Regions from separate parts of the Homo sapiens genome. Here region 1 is linked to region 2. Evidence: chromatin loops called from intact Hi-C (ENCODE). Cell type or tissue: B cell. All regions are shown on one strand. Links, peaks and the distances in the headings refer to the core of each region. The heading gives the core; the rest is flanking DNA. Region 1 overlaps AARS2 (alanyl-tRNA synthetase 2, mitochondrial). Region 2 has its middle 22 kb from the start of SCIRT.

Region 1 (2,900 bases), core at 158-2,657, 210 kb after region 2:
ATGGGGTCTGGAGGGGTGGGGAGGAAATGGAAAGACCAACATGCAGTCAGCCCCACACCTCTAACTGATGCATTGAAACACGGTCAATGTTCACTGAGCTATCCCCAGGTTCTAGAATAGTGGCTAGCACATAATAGGTGCTCAATAAACACTACCTGAGCAGACAATTATTTTCCTTAGAAAGCTATCTGGGAGTTGGGCCTATTGGAAGCTCCAGGCCTTTCACCAGGCACCAAAAGTTAAAGAAACAGAAAAAGGAGGCTGTATCCACATGGAGCTTACAAGGGGTAGCCCAATGGAAGAGAGAACTACAGGATGGGGGGATGCAGGGGCAGGGAATAAGCAGGTGGGATGGGGATTAGCCAGCAAGTACTTCCTGGAGAAAGGATTTAAGCCAGATGTGTAAGAAGCGCAGGGAGACAGGGTGGCAGCAGAGGGAGAGGGCAGCCCAGTTTAGGCAAGAATGGCTTGGATGACAGTAGAAACAAGGAAGGGGAGCGGCTGGAGGTGAAGGGAAGGCCCCTGCTGGAGGGCCTTCAGGATCCCACATCAGAGCTGGGCGAGGCCCCAGACACTCTGTAGCCTGACTCCTCACTGCTGCACAAGGAGCCCAAGGGGAAAGGACTTGCCCAGGGTCCCATAGTGATTGGGTGGCCGTGCTGGGCCTAGAGCCCAGGACTCTAAGGGCAACCCGCTCACAGCAGGCTGTCTCTCTTTTATGCCTGTCACCTCACATGAAGCCTGTCTTTCTATGCCGGGCTCACCTGGGTGGTCACATCCAAGCGCAGCTGCTCAGGATTGAGATGGGAGCCCTGCTGCTCTGTGCCAGGGCCCAGGGTCTGCCTCAGTGCCCAGTTCAGCAGGTGGGTGGCCGTATGCTTCGCCATGCAGCCTAGACGCCAGGCCTGAAATACTTTTGTCACCCAGCGTCCTGGGTGAGGGCAGGGGGTTGGGAGAGTGAAGGGGCTGCAGGGTATTGGGAACAGTTAGGGAGGATCCTTACCTCATCCACATGCAGCTGCACCTGGTCCCCTAACCGCAGGCACTCAGGGGCTACTGCCTCATGCAGGATGAAACCTCCACAGACCTGGGCCCGGGCTACTGGGAACAGCACGTCCTGAGGGAGGGTAGTGGTCAAGGTGCCTGTAGCCTTTCCCTCCCCTTGGCTCCCACTCAGGCTTGGGTCTGCCGCCCACAGAAATCAGCCTGGGTTGTGATGGAGACTCACCTCTTGCCCTGCCCGCACCAGGTAGCCACGGTCTGAAGCCTGGCCCCCCTGTTCTGCGTAGAAGTTGGTCCTGTCCAAGAGGAGGCCACAGCGCTGGCCTTTCCCCACGGAGGCCACTGCTGTCCCGTCCTCTGTATACAGTTGCAACACCTGGGCCTCACAGGTGCCGAACTCTGCCAGGGCACAGAATGGTTATTAGTGGTGGGCAGGGGCTGGGGACGTGAAGGTGGGTCTGTGCCTGGAGGCCAACAAGCACCCCCGCTGGCAGGGGCACTTCCAGCTGGGGGCCACAGAGACCCCTGGTGGCCATCCTGGGGAATACATAGGGGCTAGCAGCAACCATCTTGGACATTCTTCTTAGTCATGGTCAGGCAAGCTTGTGGCGGCAGGCCTTGGTCCAGGCTCTCACCATAACTTCCGCTGGGTCGCAGGGAGTAGTTGTACTTGGGGCTGTCGTCAGTTGGGGGCACTCCTTGGCGCTGCAGCTCCCCAAGCGCATGGACATCAAGCCACAATCCCTGCTTCTGAACTGGCTCAGCCTGCCGTGCCCGGTGCTGCAGGGTGGGCATGGGCATGGAAGAAGTGCATGGAGAATGAAAGAATGAAAGTGGGACTTCAGCCTCGCAGGGCCCTGTCCCTGCCACACAGCTGTGGACTCTGCAGCCCTTCTGGAATAAGAACTCAGGGCTTGGCTGGCTGCTAGAGCCCCTGAGCTGGTTGAACCATCCATCATGTCGGCTCCTCGGGATTAGGCCTTCCTGCCCACTGCTGCCCCTGGAGGGCCCCTCTCCAGGAAGCTGTGCTGGCTTCTGCTCCTGTGTTTAGCCCATTGGCTAGTTTTGCTTTCTACTGGTTGTGGCCTGAGGTTTTAGAAACCTCCCAGGTGAGGGGACAGATCCTATCTCAGCCTCTTGATTCCTCTCAATATTCACAGCTCCTCCCCCAGGAGCTCAGGGCTGGGGAAGAGGTGTCCTAACAGAACCCAGCATGGGGTGCCACAGCTTGTACCTGGGCCTCCTCTTGGGCCAACCGCTCCAGTCCAGCGGAGTCTAGCTGGACCCCTTTCTCCTCCAGCATCAGCTCTACCATGTCCAAGGGGAGTCCCAGGTCTCCACACAGTGACAAGGACCAGGCCACTTCAGCTTTGAGAAAGAAAGACAAAGAATGTTGAGGAGGGGAGGGATTAGACAAAGAAGGGGAGAAAAATAAGGTCCAGGGCCCTTCTAACCACGCAGAAGCCACCAGATGCCAAACACAAATACCCGCTCCATACTGGGTAGCCTCAGGAGAGGGGTCACATTCAGGCTTCATGCCTCAAGGCCAGAGCTGGGGGTAGTCCAGGGTACTCCCTGGGCACACATCATTTCAAGGGAGGAGGGAAGCTCAGTCTATGCACGAAGCCAACCTAGGAAAGCAGGAGGCAGGGCTAGCTGGGCACTGTGGACATGGGGAGAGGCAGGGTGGTATTCCTGCTGCAGAGGGGTCTGGGTATGGAAGGAGAGTCCAGGGAGAAAGGAACATTGGGAAGAGGTCAGGGGTGGATATGAGGCATGGGGCTGGCCCAGAGCTCCCTCCTCTGCCCACCTTGGTGAGTCTCAGCGAGCCCCTTGTGCATGGGCTAGGTATCCTGCTTACCAGGGAACATATCTGAAGGCCCCAGGGTCCTCAGAGT
Region 2 (2,900 bases), core at 158-2,657:
GGCGGGAGATGGGCGTGGAAGGCAGGGTGGGCCAGACCAGAAGGGACCCTGAATGCCTACCAAGGATGTCTACATTGAATTTCTGGGCAACGAGGAGCCAAGGCAGGTTCTTCAACAGGCTGAGCTGTACTGTGCTTTAGAAAGATGACTGTGATGCAGGGGCCTGGAGAGGCTGGTGTGTGGGGAGGGGCAGCTAAAATAAATGGCCAGAGGCTGTAGAGAGAGGTGGGGCAGGACAGGGCCCGTCAAGCCCCAGAGGTAACCAAGACTGAGAAGGAGTTTCACTCTTGTTGCCCAGGCTGGAGTGCAATGGTGCGATCTTGGCTCACTGCAACCTCTGCCTCCCGAGTTCAAGCGATTTTCCTGCCTCAGCCTCCTGAGTAGCTGAAACTACAGGCGTGTGCCACCACACCCAGCTAATTTTTGTATTTTTAGTAGAGACAGGTTTTCACCATGTTGGCCAGCTGGTCTCGAACTCCTGATCTCAGGTGACCCACCCTCCTTAGCCTCCCAAAGTGCTAGGATTACAGGAATGAGCTACCACACCCGGCCAAGAAAGTATTTTTACAGACCCCAAGAATGGGGTGTCCAGCTGGGCGTGGTGGCTCATGCCTGTAAAATCCCAGTACTTTGGGAGGCCAAGGTTGGCGGATCACCTGAGGTCAGGAGTTCGAGACCAGCCTGGCCAGCATGGTGAAACCCTGTCTCTACTAAAAATACAAAAAATTAGCTGGGCGTGGTGGGAGGAGCCCGTAATCCCAGCTACTTGGGAGGCTGAGGCAGGAGAATCGCTTGAACCCGAGATGGCGCCATTGCACTCCAATCTGGGTGACGAGAGCGAAACTCCGTCTCAAAAAACAAAAAAAGAATGCAGTGTCCCCAGCCCCAGGCCCCGCCCTGCTTCACCCCACCTCCCTCCACAGTTTGGCCTGGGTCCATGGCTGGAGTCCCTTCCTAGCCTATAGCCCCAGGCCCTGCTGCAGTGACCCCCATCAGCCCAGGGCATTCTGTTCATGCCCCATGACTCTCATGAAGGATGAGAGCAGGGTGCTGGCTTTACAGGAGTTGGGTGAACCTCAGATACTGAGAGTGGACAACACTTACACAGCCCTGACCCGGAAAGGGGACCTGTTTTAAGTGCCTTATTTTGACTCACTTCAACCCTACAAGGTACGTACTATTACATTCCAAGGAGGGGAAACTGATGCACAGGGGACTTGCCCAAGGGATGTGAACCCTGGCAGTCTGGTGCCAGGGTCTGTCCTCCGTACTCCACCTCAAGGTAGTCATTGCTCTCTCTAGACTCTGAGTGTCTCTACCTGCTCTCCTCTCTCCTCTTTGCTTTCACAATGATCCTGCCAGATGCTCTCTTTCCTGCCAGAAGGGAGGGCTACATGTGAAAATCTGGCATCAGAGTCTCAGCCACTCCCTTCTCAGGAACCACCTGCCTGCCTGCCATAGCAGGCGGTGAAGAGCCAGCCCTGACATCAGACAGCTCCTGGAGGCAGGCAGGCCTGTCTGAACCCTCCTCCCTGCTGCAACAGAAATGGCTACCAGCCCCACTGGCCAGGCCTACAGCAGGCTGTGCCTGGCCCCCACTTGACAGGCAGCACTCACCTCTCACCTCTGCTCTGGGGGCCCAGCTGAGGCAGCACCTGCCCAGGATGTCATGGTGCCATAGTTGCACCAGCTCCAGGACCAGGGCAGCTGAACGCCCCTTTGCCCACTAGATGGCACAATGTGCACAGAAATGTGGGTTGACCGCTTGGCCACCCTTTCCACCTGCAGAGGAACTGGATTTCACCACACTCTGCATTTATCTCATTTTTATTCTCATTCCTCATCCTAACCCATAGCCAACCATTTGTATGTGTCCTTGCAAAACAAGTGCATGTATTTTTTAGTTTCACAATTAGTAATATATATATATATATATATATATATATATATAAAAAACACACACACACATTATAGATATATTTCTTAATTGTTTTCGCTCAGCACTGTATTTTTAAACCTCATTCATGTTGCTGTGAGCACATTTAGTTTCTGGTGGGCACCTTCCACATTTATTTACCCACTCTGAGGGCGACAGGCACCCAAGTTCCCTCCAACACCCCAGCAACCCTGCCATGACCGTCCTTGACAGGAACCGTTACGGCTCGGCCTGAAAACCTAAGAAGCGGAATTGCCAGGTTACAGGGCATGCAGCGACTTCATTTGGCACAGTACTGCCAGCCAGCTCTCAACCCACCCAGTTCTTGGAGGGTTCCTGGGGAAAAGACGCCCAGCCTCCTAGGACTAGTCAGCCTAGCACCCCTTCCTGTGGGGAGGGGCCCCAATCCTTTCTGCTTGGGCCCAAGGGAGATGGAGAGCCAGTGGCCTCTGTCAAGAGCGTCTTGCAAAGGTAAGACCTTAAGGTCCTACATCTCCCCTGGGCATTTTTTTTTTTAAGTAAAGGGCAATGGCTGGCCTGTTAAATCCCCCACATCCCTCTCTTCAGGAGCCTTTCTGATTACAAAGCCCATTCTTTTTCTCCCTTCTCCTCCCACAGAACTATCCCAGTTTCCTGCATTTTCCCATTTCTCTTCCTCTGCCCATCCCTTCCATGTGAACACCCTACACTTACTAGCTATGTGTCTGTGGACAAGTTACTTGGACTCTCCCTCTTTGTCTATAATATGGAAATAAGTAATATCATTACTAATAATAGGCACACAGGCATAATCCCTCCCTGGCCTCTGCACACAGCCCTCTCTCTAACTCAATGCTGCCCCACTTCCCACATATATTTAAGTAGCTCAAGCCCCTCCTCCCCCAGGAAGTCATCCCTGATTGAACCAGATACAGTCCCAATGTCCTTAATCCAACTGTCACCTACTAAGAGCTCAAGTGATTAT

What was found. Peaks named below come from ENCODE experiments on the same cell type or tissue, not always from the same donor. Only the 100,000 strongest peaks of a DNase experiment are listed, where the experiment ranks them.
Region 1: it touches region 2 in a loop (30-fold over the local background); 5 of 110 quality-filtered maps call a loop at or near these places.

The regions. Positions count from the first base shown.
Region 1 is chr6:44,303,417-44,306,316 of GRCh38, forward strand. It overlaps AARS2 (alanyl-tRNA synthetase 2, mitochondrial), which reads right to left. Exons shown (of 22, transcript NM_020745.4): 9 at 2,864-2,900; 10 at 2,237-2,370; 11 at 1,638-1,782; 12 at 1,229-1,401; 13 at 1,004-1,117; 14 at 765-905; 15 at 1-7. Among named protein-coding and RNA genes, the nearest start is that of DRC5, 7.2 kb to the left of the region's middle. In B cell, for the core only: CTCF peaks have their summits at 1,542 (motif pointing left) and 1,748; a DNase peak (open chromatin) is centred at 1,525.
Region 2 is chr6:44,095,167-44,098,066 of GRCh38, forward strand. No RefSeq gene overlaps it. Among named protein-coding and RNA genes, the nearest start is that of SCIRT, 22 kb to the left of the region's middle. RefSeq lists silencers at 1,586-1,880, 1,658-1,827. In B cell, for the core only: a CTCF peak has its summit at 1,720 (motif pointing right); a DNase peak (open chromatin) is centred at 1,725.